Linked DNA regions of Homo sapiens: region 1 is linked to region 2. The links are chromatin contacts, found by Hi-C or POLR2A ChIA-PET in ENCODE. All regions are on one chromosome and are shown on one strand. The core of a region is the stretch at or near the end of the contact, and the rest is flanking DNA. Distances in the headings are between cores, read along the strand shown. Region 1 overlaps LMOD1 (leiomodin 1). Region 2 overlaps CSRP1 (cysteine and glycine rich protein 1).

Evidence for each region. Hi-C counts contacts between places; a loop is a spot of excess contacts on that map. ChIA-PET counts read pairs that join two places held with the same protein, here RNA polymerase II (POLR2A). Pooled maps may share reads with other maps.
Region 1: a loop to region 2 is called in a pooled map, with 2.2 times the contacts of the local background. The contact joins two enhancer-like sites. A Hi-C loop is called at or near these places in 1 of 50 pooled maps. POLR2A ChIA-PET finds 5 or more read pairs at or near these places in 3 of 52 experiments (GM12878, HEK293 and WTC11).

The regions. Positions count from the first base shown.
Region 1 is chr1:201,893,229-201,899,169 of GRCh38, reverse strand. It overlaps LMOD1 (leiomodin 1), which reads left to right. Exons shown (of 3, transcript NM_012134.3): 3 at 772-2,714. The coding sequence ends at 798. Among named protein-coding and RNA genes, the nearest start is that of SHISA4, 7.3 kb to the right of the region's middle. RefSeq lists an enhancer at 2,959-3,028. Within about 2 kb of position 3,074, at least 18 of the 41 ENCODE cell types and tissues checked have a DNase peak (open chromatin) inside an H3K27ac peak, as active enhancers do.
Region 2 is chr1:201,478,545-201,484,245 of GRCh38, reverse strand. It overlaps CSRP1 (cysteine and glycine rich protein 1), which reads left to right. Exons shown (of 6, transcript NM_004078.3): 6 at 1-716. Among named protein-coding and RNA genes, the nearest start is that of PHLDA3, 12 kb to the right of the region's middle. RefSeq lists an enhancer at 929-1,258 and a silencer at 3,639-3,728. Within about 2 kb of position 2,030, at least 22 of the 41 ENCODE cell types and tissues checked have a DNase peak (open chromatin) inside an H3K27ac peak, as active enhancers do.

The sequences.
Region 1 (5,941 bases), core at 1,825-4,324, 410 kb before region 2:
CAAAAGGGAAGGCATGCAGAGGAGCTTATGTCGGCTGCAGATGATATAGACTCCCAGGGCCCATAGGGGACTTCAGGTCATCTCATGCATCCTCCTGCCTGCAGGCAGGTCACACCTGTATATCCCCTAGAGCTGAGACTCTACCCTTCCTTTAAGGAGCTTCCTTTAATACCTCACTCCATGCTTCTCTTTCATTCTGCAATGAAGCCTGTTTCTCCTTAAAATGGAGAAATGGCCTCTACAGAGTAGTTTTGCCTCGGGTCCTTCCTTTAAGTCTTCTCCATTTCCCCAAACAAAAATGATCCACGTTTTACTTAGCCTCCTCTCAGGACCAGCCAAGTCCTACAGGTCAGTCCATCCGAAAGGTCTCTGGGAGATTCACCTCTCAGGAGAGTCTACCTTTGCCTAGCCAGTGCCATGGACACAGGAGCCATCCCTGGACACCCTACTTCTCCAAGCCCTGCCTCCCCTGGAAGTCTGGCCTGGGTGACAAAGTCCACGATCGTTTGTCCATTTGGTTGGATACCCAACCCCCACAACATCATCTGGGACAAGGTATCATGAGATAAAGGAAAATCTCAATTGTAATTCCAGTGGTCACTCAATGACATCCAATTTTTACAGACAATGAAAAATGCTCCCTCAGTGTCAACACCTCATTCACATTCCACAGACATAACATATTGCAGTGTCTTGTGTGTCCTTCCAGTAGGGAGGGAGGTGAGGTGGCTGAGCTCCCTTCTCTAACCTGTCTCTACTTTGCCCCTACAGGTGGAAGTGCCCAAACTGCTTCAGTAGGACCAGGCTGCCAGGCACCATCTGCCAATGCCATGACTGCTCAGGCCTCACCTCCCAGGGCTACACAGACCCTGCCCACCCCATCCCTGGCTGACCTGCTGTGGATGTCCCTATTCTGCCATGGGAGAGTCCAGGCCTGGGTCACGCTCAAGGAAGGATGCCTTATCTCTTCTCACTTTCCTTTTCTTGTCTCTGAGGCTCTCCAAATTTTGCTTTAGTACATGGAGCTCAGGTTTCTGGACAAGAAGAGTCCTTTTAGCACATCACTGAGAAGATGGCACTGTCCAGGGCCCATGTAGCTGGCAAGCTGCAAAAGGCCTGTGATCCAGGAAAGATGTCCCACAGGGACCACATCCACCCCAGCCCCACTGCCCTCCAGGGCCAGGATTCAGGCCTCTGAGGAGCCCACGGGGCAAAGCTGCTGGGCCAGTGGCACTCTGTGTGGGAAAATGGCAGAAAGATGGAGAGGCATGGGGGCCCAAAGGGGAGCGTGGGGAGGGGCTGAGGATACCCCAAAGTCCAGGCTAATTAGAGGATGTGGCAGGGGCAGTGGCCTGGATGCACAGTGCCTGATGGGAGTAGGCTCCAGACAGGAGGAGTGGGACAGACAGCAGCTGGACTTGAAGGTTTGATGCCAAAGCAGACATTTTCCTCACACCCACCTGCTGCTGTATGAATAGCTGTGTATCTGTTTTTCCATAAGATTTTGATAATATATACAAACCTTTAGCTGTGAATGGCTGTGCCCCACCTGTTGTCCTGAACTGTGAGTCCTGATCCTAACCCTGGGCTCCCTGGAGGACTCTAGAAGCTCAGGTTCCCTGCCACACTATTTGAGTTGGCCAAGAAATAAATTCACATCCTCAGAAAGTGCAGCATGGAGGAAAATCTGAACTCTAAGCAGAAGACTCTCCACTGACCTGGTTGTCCAGGTCTAGAAGGCCAGGCCTCTACTAGGTCTGCTCCTGAACCAGTCCTGCTGCCTGGAGTCAGTAGCCAGAGTTGTTCTCAGGGGTGCTGGGGCAGAGTGGAGCCCAGGGTGCTGGGATGGCTATATTAGGCATGTTCAGGGATGCTCATTCCATGACTCTGCCTAACCATGGGCTCAGGGCCAGGTCCTCACAGCAGTCACAGGCCCAGGAAGGCGGCAGGCAGAGAAGTGGAGTGACTATTTGGAGAATAGCACCCATATCTGTGTGCCCTAGGGCTCAGAGGGGCCTCATCTTCCCCAGCCCTCCCCACCTGCTCACCAATTCCACTTCCTGCCCCAACTGCAGGAATGCTGACAATGCTGCCATGCCCACCATCGGGTGTAGGTGAAAGGCATCTTTCTGAATTTCATTCTCTTGAAGGTGCTGCCACCCCTTGGCACTGTGGAACTGCCACCTTGGGTCTGTGTCACTTGTAGGTTTCTCTGCCTCCAGGTTGCCTCAACAGCAGGAGGCACAGCAGTTTCACCATCTTTGAGGTGAGGGTGGGGTGCCCCAGCTAGGAAGCAAGATCGCTGTGCTAGGTCTGACCAAAACCAGAGGGCAGTCTAGTCCTGGGGGTAAAGCCCTCAGATCCCAGGGTACACTCTTCTCCATTCCCTCCACCCACTTGCCTGTCACCCCAGTCACCTAAGCAATCACTGGGCCCAGAGGAGAGGAGACAGACACACACTGGCTCCTGGACCTAAAGGGTATGAGCTGGAGCTAAGGCCAGCTAGAGCTTCCACTGTCAGCCCTCACTGTCAGTCCCACTGCACCCCCCTGTGCCTGCTGGGCACTGGGCACTAGCTAGATGCTTTAGGTTGCTTCAGCTGATCCTTCAACTCTGTGAGGTGGATACCAATATTCTATTTTGCAGATAGAATTTGGCCCAGAGAGGTTAACTAATATATCCATGATCACACAGCTAATAAAAGTCAGAGCTCAGGTCTGTTTTGTTTGTTGGTTTTGTTTTGAGCCCAGGTCTTCAGGCCATAGAACTGCTTCTCATTAACAGCTCCCCTTCCTTCCCTCACTGAAATAAGGCTGTGACGGTGCTGCAGGAAAGCACTGGACGCTCACCTGAACCCAAACAACCTGCCTCCAAATCTTAAGGGTCCAATAGAACCTGTCACCTTAGGAAGCCCTTTCTACCAAACTTCAAACATGATTTAGCCAGAGAGAAAAACCACTCCCTACTGTCCTGAGCAACAAGTGAGCTGCCCTCTTCCTCGGTGCTCCCGCGGTGGGGATGCTGTTTCCGTCCTGGATGATGTCATCACTCCTCTAGTGCACTTGAACCTGGTGCGGGAGCACAGCGCCACCTGGGGGTGGACCGCAACCCAGATTCTCCAGCTGCTCCAGGGGTGCCCTGGAGCTGTGCTAGGGACCAGGGGAGGGAGGCAGTTAGAGGGAGGGGGAGGAAAAGATGGGCAGATAGCCTGGTGAGCTTCGGAAAAGGGGCCCAAACTCTGGAGGCTGTGTTTCTGCTGCGCCACGCACCCACTGCTGCCCACCTGCCCCACCAACACTGGCAGTCACCCATCTATCCTGCTTCCTTTCCTAAAACTTAGAGAGGGAAATCCAGAAAGGCTCTATCCTTGTCTGGTGCCTGTACTGTACAAGGACAAAAAAAGAGGTTCGAAGATAGAAAATGACTTGTCGAAGTTGATGAATCAGGATTTGAACCCAAGTCTCTTATCTCTGGGTTCATCTAGCAACCTGGATGAAGCCACGGTCTGACCTCCACGGTCTCTGCCTGCAGCCCCCACTGTCATATCCTCCACTCTGCCCCCCCACCCTCCATCACTTCCTGGAGAATCACATTCCCTAGCTCCTACCTGCAAGGAAGGGAGGCTTCACCTCTCAGCTCTCCCGGCCCGCAGGGCCCAGCCGTTGCACCCCAAGCTTCTTGCCTCCTGGTCCTATCCAGATGGGAAAAGCGTCTTTCCCTCCACCTTCCCAGCACTGGGACCTAGGCCCTGGTGCTGGCTGTGGGTGGGATGGCAGGCACCAGCAGCTGCCAAGGCGCTGGCCTCACTTGTCCTTACAGAAGCTCAACCTGCAGGTGAGCAAGGGGCTCTAGGCCTGGGCACTGTGTCACACATGTGGCACTCTTTAAGAAACATGAGATCTGGATGCAGGTCACCCATGAGCTTCTGGACCACCAAGTCGGGAGTGCCATGTGCTGCCCCCTACCCTTCACCCTGCATGGCCAGGCTGGGGCTCCTGACCTCTGAGTTTGGCCTAACTAGGGCCTGTGTTGCTGTGGTGCTGGGCTAGGCTGCTGGCCTAAGAGTGGCCAAGAGAGTGTGGCCCCCCTCAGCACCCTTCCCCCAGCACCTCCCACTCATCCTGTCTATGCCCCTCCTACCCCTCCCTCCCTCCCTCCTTCCTCCAGCCCTCTAGGGCCCTTCCCTTACTTGCCCCTCCCTCCTTTACTCTTTGCCTGAAGTACCTCCCTTCTGTTCACCTCTTGTGGGGGGCTCCCCTTCTCCCCTCACCCAAGGTGTCTCTCCTTTCTTGCCAACCTTTCTCCCCCTGCCCATTGTATTTCCATGTGTCCCTGCCCTAGCTCCTTCCCCTGCACCTGACCCCTCCCATCCACCTGTGAGATCCGCTTTCCCTTGAGCAGGCCCAGCCTGGCAAGATTCCTGCCCTAAGAATGCACTCCTCTTGCTTTTGTCTAAAAATGCCCCTCTTCTCCACATGTGCCTTCCAGACCGCCCTTTGGGGGATTCACCATTCCCTCCCAGCCTAGCAGGACCCTATTGACACTATTGAGGTCCCCCAATCCTTGAGGGACACTGCCCCTCCCACCCTCACTCCTGCCTGCCCTTATAGAGTGCCTGATTGGCTTTCAGGGGTGCTAGCTGAGGAACAAGGCGATCCGGAGGGGCAACTACAGCTTTGTACTCCCCTGGCCCTGCTGGGCTCCCCTTGTTTCCCAGATGATGAGTCAGATGAGGTGGGGTCAGAGGAGACTGCAGTGGTTTGGGAAGAGACGTAGGGGTGATTGCCTCCATTTAAAGAACTCCAGGATATGTGAGAGACCTCTTCACTGCTCAGAGCATGTGAAAGTCCTACTCTGTCACAGTTTTGCTCCTTTTCTTAGAATTCTCTTCAGTGTTTTGCAGAGTTAGTTGACTGGAAATGGGGCAACTCTACTCTTCCAGTCTCAGCTATGGCTAGGGTAAACCTGCCTCCTATCCCAGACTACAAAGCATTTTTTCATTGGCACCAGGTTGTTGATTCAAGGATAATTAATTCTGACTGGCATCACCTTGCATACATTTACACATCATTTCTCGGAGAAACTAAAAAACCTTAATATGTAGATCTCTTCCAGCTCCCAGCTTCAGGAGAGAGGAGACTGCACTCCAAACCTCAGATGACTTGGAGACCCTCTTTCCTAAATTGTGAAGCCAGGCACTCCAGGGCTCCAGCTCCCACCTCTTGTCCCCACCCTCAAAGAGAAAGAGGATTTGTACCTGTGGCCTCAGCTCTGTCTCTACCAGCATCAGCAGCCCCTCCCTGTCTGGGTCTGATCCAGGGGCAGACATGTGGGCCCCATGAAGATTTCACTGGGAAGGGGAAAGCCATGAATCTAGGGGCAGAGCTCTGCCCAGGGGAATTTCTGACCCTGGCCCCAAAACCCTGGCCCAGGAGCTCTTGCCTTCCAGGCTGCGTGACAAGAGATAATCCTCAAGAGTATGTGGGTGGCAGAAGGCCCTGGGGGCATGGTCAGCACAACGGCCATATCCAGAACCCAGCTGGGCTGCAGGATCCCAGAGGTCTGAGCGGGCAGGGCAGGAGAGCAAAGCCTGAGGCTGCAGTGGGGCTGGAGTACCTGTGGATGGGGAGAAAAGGAGGGCTGGGCTTAGAGGATACTTGGATAAGGGGCTTGGAGAGGGGAGGGGCTCTTCATTGGTGGGGCTTTGCCAAGCTGAGCTGACACTTTTCCCACTTGAGTTAAAAACAATAAAACTTCCTTCCCTGGATCTGTCACCAGACAAGTCCTGAGAGCACAAGGACCATGACCCCAGGGAACAAGGAGAGGGAAGACAGCCAGGCAGCTCCAGAGGTAGGGGGGCTCTTCTAGGCAATATTTGTGGGAGGAGGGGGAGAAAAGGTCATATCCCCCACTGTGTGGCTCAGTGGGGGTCACAGACATG
Region 2 (5,701 bases), core at 781-3,280:
GTTGAGCTTCCTGGTGTCCCTCAGAGTAAGCCTGAGGAGTCCCAGCTTAGGGAGTCACTATTGGAGGCAGAGAGGCATGCAGGCAGGGTCCTAGGAGCCCCTGCTTCTCCAGGCCTCTTGCCTTTGAGTCTTTGTGGAATGGATAGCCTCCCACTAGGACTGGGAGGAGAATAACCCAGGTCTTAAGGACCCCAAAGTCAGGATGTTGTTTGATCTTCTCAAACATCTAGTTCCCTGCTTGATGGGAGGATCCTAATGAAATACCTGAAACATATATTGGCATTTATCAATGGCTCAAATCTTCATTTATCTCTGGCCTTAACCCTGGCTCCTGAGGCTGCGGCCAGCAGAGCCCAGGCCAGGGCTCTGTTCTTGCCACACCTGCTTGATCCTCAGATGTGGAGGGAGGTAGGCACTGCCTCAGTCTTCATCCAAACACCTTTCCCTTTGCCCTGAGACCTCAGAATCTTCCCTTTAACCCAAGACCCTGCCTCTTCCACTCCACCCTTCTCCAGGGACCCTTAGATCACATCACTCCACCCCTGCCAGGCCCCAGGTTAGGAATAGTGGTGGGAGGAAGGGGAAAGGGCTGGGCCTCACCGCTCCCAGCAACTGAAAGGACAACACTATCTGGAGCCACCCACTGAAAGGGCTGCAGGCATGGGCTGTACCCAAGCTGATTTCTCATCTGGTCAATAAAGCTGTTTAGACCAGAACTCTGGTGTCCAATCCTGTGTCTGTGGAGCTGGGAGGGAACTCAATGGGAGCAATCAAATTAGCAGGGGCTTTGGGAGGCCGAGGCAGGCGGATCACCTGAGGTCAGGAGTTTGAGACCAGCCTGGCTAACATGGTGAAATTCTGACTCAACTAAAAATACAAAAAATGAGCCAGGCATGGTGGTGGGTGCCTGTAATCCCAGCTACTTGGGAGGCTGAGGCAGGAGAATCGCTTGAACCCGGGAGGCAGAGGTTGCAGTGAGCTGAGATCACACCATTGTACTCCAGCCTAGGCAACAAATGTGAAACTCTGTCTCAAAAAAAAAGCAGGCAGCCTGGTGGAAATGAATCAAAGTGGATTCGTTCCTGCTTTTTCTAAGGACCAATTACTTCTCAGTATCAATGCCAACTGAACCACACTGTCTGAAGTGACCCGACCAGCCAAACACCACTGGCTTGTCCTGTCTGGTCTCCACCCCCAAATCTGGGCCTGGGAATTGCATGGACTTTGGACTTGGAGGGGCTCAGCTAGGCCCCAAAACTGTGCTCAGAACTTCTCCCAGCTCGGAAAGCCCCAGCCTAAGAGGGAAACTCAACCAGAGGAACTTTCACGTCAAATCTAGAAAGCTCACTTCTACCTAGGAGGGGTGTGGTGGAGGGGCCTGGCTCAGCCTGCTGTGCTGTTAGGGCCCCCACAGCAAGTCCGTGGAAGGCCACATTTTTTTTTGGAAATAGGTTCATGTGAGGGGTTGCGGCATCCTTCATCTTAGGCATACCTGCCTGATGCGTTGGGGCTGTGCTGCTTTGCTTCAGCCCTTCTCGAAAATGTGCCCACACTAAGTTTTCAAAACAAAAGCAGATGCTTTAATAACAACAAGGCCTCGTGTACCTATTTCCCAGATGACCAGCTCCAACAGTGGCCTTGACAGAGGCCCCTCCTGGACTCTGAGAAAGGCACCTATGCATGCATAACACCCATCAATGGTGCAGAGCAATAGAAAAGTACAAGATGACCGGGAGAAGAGCTGGAGGAGTTCAGGGAATGCCAGCCCAGGGTGGGCTCTGGCTGGGAGTTCTGCAATCGGGGTCAAGGGCTCCATCTTGGTAACCCCTCTGGCTCCAGCACAGGGGGTGGCCCACGAAAGGTGCTCCGGACAAGTTTCCGCAGCCAGGAGGACGGCTGGTTCCACACACCCAGGTGGACCCTTCTGTCTGGGAGGGGCCTACAGGAGTGGCCCGGATGGGAGCCTTTGGGGCCCAAAGCTGGAGAGAGGCTGCCCTCTGCTGGCTGATCGGGAGGGCCTGTCGGCGACCGTCCTGTGCCTTGCACCACTAGCTGTCTTGCTCCCGGGCCACTGTTTTTCAGTGCAGCCCCACGGTGGGCAAGGGGCCCTGACGCACCTCCTGGGAATAAGACCTGGGTAAAGGCAGTAGGCTGTAAGCCAGCTGCGGCCAGGCCAGGAAGCACTCACTGGACGGTGAAGGGCCAGCCAGAGGGGCGCATCAAGGAAGGAGGAACACCAGGCAGGGGAGGCACTTGGGGAAGGAGGGTCGGCTGACGGGGAGGGGGCCCAGCATCTGCAAGCGCGGCGCTTGCGCCGTCCCGGGAGACACCAGGTGGTGCTGTGGGGTCAGGGCAAAAGGCAGGCGCTGCGTTTCCGCGCACCCCACGCCCTCCTCCTCTCTCTGTGGACCCTGAGGACTCAGCTCCTGCGCAAGACAGCGCACGCGTCTAATCCCCGACGCTCACTTCTCCTTGGAGGGCTGTCGCGCTTCGGGGCCCTGTGGAATACCAAACCCTCACCAAAGAGTGAGCAAGGACTCTTTTTTTTGAGACAGAGTTTTCCTCTTGTTGCCCACGCTGGAGTGCAATGGTGCGATCTCGGCTCAACGCAACCTCCGCCTCCCGGGTTCAAGCGATTCTCCTGGCTCAGCCTCTGAGTGGCTGGGATTACAGGCATAAGCCACCCCGCCCGGCTAATTTTTGTATTTTTTTGGTAGAGACGGGGTTTCTCCATGTTGGTCAAGCTAGTTGGCCTAGAACTCCCGACCTCAGGTGATCTGCCCACCTCGGCCTCCCAAAGTGCTGGGATTACAGGCATGAGCCACCGCACCCGGCCAGGGTGAGCTAGGTCTTTATGTCCACTTAGGTATTTCTTTTCTCGTTTCTGTCATCTCCGAGCAAGGCGTCCAGGGCGACCTCGGGAGAATGTGTTTGGTGGGAGCTATGCCCAGCTGCAGGAGCGGTAGAGCCCTGGGCTTTTTAGGATGTGATGGAAAATAGCTGCCGCTCCCGATGGGCGGCAGGCCCAGCCTCCTCGGGCTGCCCTTCTCCAAGAGCCTTAGCAAATTGTCCGGGTCACCTGAGAGGCTGGGGAGGGACAGGAAGACCACGAGGCCGACTGGAGGGTGAGGATAGAGATCTTGGGTAGCGGGGGTTGGGGGGCGTTAGAGCTGCTATTAAGTGTGGGAGTGATCCCTGAATCAAGGGCCACAGAAATTATTCGAGAGGGGCTCCCAATCGCTTCTCGACCTTTTGGCTAAGATCAAGTGAGGGGGGCACCCAGCGAGGAACGATCCCCCGACTTAGATCAGTGGAGGTGAGTGTGGCGGAGTGAGGAACACAGGGATTAACAACTGGAAGGTCCGGCCCTCCCCGCGCCTCGCCTCCGTGCCACGCCCAGCCCCGGCCCCGCCTCCAAGCCCAACCTTTATTCTGAGAATCATTGGGGAAGCCTTTAAAAATGGATTCCCAGCCCCACCCCTAGAGATTCTGATTCGGTTGGCCTGGGTGGGGCCTGGGAATCTGTATTCGACAAGCTGCTCTGGTGATTCTCTGACGCTTGCCCGGGCTCAGCCGGGCTTGAGAACCTGCGGACCAGCCCAGCCTCCTAGTAGGTGCCGGCCTCCACCCGGCCGCTCAACCTCAACCACTTAGCTGCCAACAGCTCCGCGCCCCGCCCCGCCCCGCCCCGCCCCGCCCCGCCCCGCAGCTGGGGCTGCCTCTGAACGGTTCTAATGATTAGAGAGGACTTCCTGGAACTTCCTATTTCTGTCCCCTAGAGTCATCCAGAACAGGTCTAATCCCTCTCCTGCATGACAGCGCTTCAGAGATTTGAAGACAGCTGTCGGCTGCCTGAGTCCGCCCCTCCCCACCAGAGATCCCCTGGCCTTTCAGCGCTTCCTGATGGAGGCACCAGGGAGCCCAGTGAGTCCAGTGGAGGAGGAAAAACACAGCCAGGGGTTGGGGGCCGTCCAGTGGCCAGAGAAACAGACTGGGGACTTGCAATAGGTCAAAGGGAAAAAACAGAGGCAGCTCCCCCTGAGAAACGCCTGTCCCCTGCCTTTCTAGGGTGCAACTTCCTCCAACCTAGTCTTCTTTTGGACATTTTGGAAACATTATTATTCATCCAACTTGTGTGCTTACTATATGCTATAGACTGTTTGAAGACCTTTAATGTATTAACTCACTTAATTGTCACATTACTCATCCATCTCGTGTGCTTAATATATGCTATAGACTGTTTGAAGACCTTAAATGCATTAACTCATTTAATTCTCACAATAGCCCTATGAAGTAGGTGCTGTCATTTTACCCACTTATAACTGATCAAACTGAAGCCAAGAACCAAAGAACAATTCAGCAACCCTCTCAAGGTCAAATTGAGCAGGATATAAATGCAGGCAGCTGGGTCCAGGTCCCATCGCTGCAGTGCTATACCTAACATCCTTGCCTTAAGAGGAGACAATTATGTACTGGGAGTATGAGGCCTGGTGCTGGAATGGTGAGTTAGGACCATAGCAATAGCTAACAGTTATTGAGCACATACTATGTGCCTGGCACTGGTCTAGATGTTTTCTTATTTGATCCTCATATAAGCACTAGGAGGTAATTATATTATCCCTTTATTATATAAGAGGAAACCGAGATTCAGTGAATTTTAGAGACTTACTCAAGTCCCTGGCAAGTGGTGGAGCCAGGATTGGAACCAGCTCTGTGACTTTGGGCCTGCCTCCTCCCCTCTGGGTGTCGGCTCCTCATTTGCGAAGTGAAGACGTTGGCCTAAATTAGTTCTGAGGAAATGCTTCTCAAGCTTTAATGTGCATATGAATCTCCTGGGGATCTTGTTAAAATGCAGATTCTAGTTTTGGGTGGGGCCTGAAATTGGACATCTCTCACAAGCTCCCAGGGGTAGGTGGTGCTGATGTTGCTGATCCTGGGACCACACTTGAACAGCCAAGCTTCAGGGGATCCACCCAACTCTGATGTCCTGAGTTTATGGGCCTAGAAAGACTCACCCTAAAGGCCATGAAAATTCAGGAAGCAGATTATCGTGAATAAAGCCTTTAGTGGGCATTTTCCATGCCTGGACAAGCCCTTAGTTCCTTTTCAGAAGCACCTGCTCCTGAACCTTCTACATTTCCACTCTGTTGACCTCAACCTGACTCTTCAAGAGAGTTCAAGGTCTTGGTCCCAGGCCAAGGGGGATTGTTGCTCCCTGCTGGAGGAGTGAAGAGGTATCTCTGTGGCTCTGCCTTCTGGGTACCCAGCAGTCCCATGGCAATCACACTGTCTAGTCCTTTAAGAGATGTTCACAGATATTCCTGGACACACAGTAATATCTACGTTTACATTTAAGGGTTACATTTGGCCTCTTCCCTTGAATTTTGATGTGGTGATGTGGCTTGCTGTGGCCTCTAATTGAGACCAGAAGTGTCACTTCTGAGCAGACTTCTTTTTTTTTATTTTTTATTTTTTATTTTTTGAGATGGAGTTTCACTCTTGTCGCCCAGGCTGGAGTGCAGTGGCGTGATCTCAGCTCACTGCAACCTCTGCCTCCCAGATTCAAGCAATTCTCCTGGCTCAGCCTCCTGAAGTAGCTGGGATTACAGGTGCCTGCCACTACACCCAGTTAATTTTTTTGTATTTTTAGTTGAGACGGAGTTTCATTATGTTGGCCAGGCTGGTCTTGAACTCCTGACCT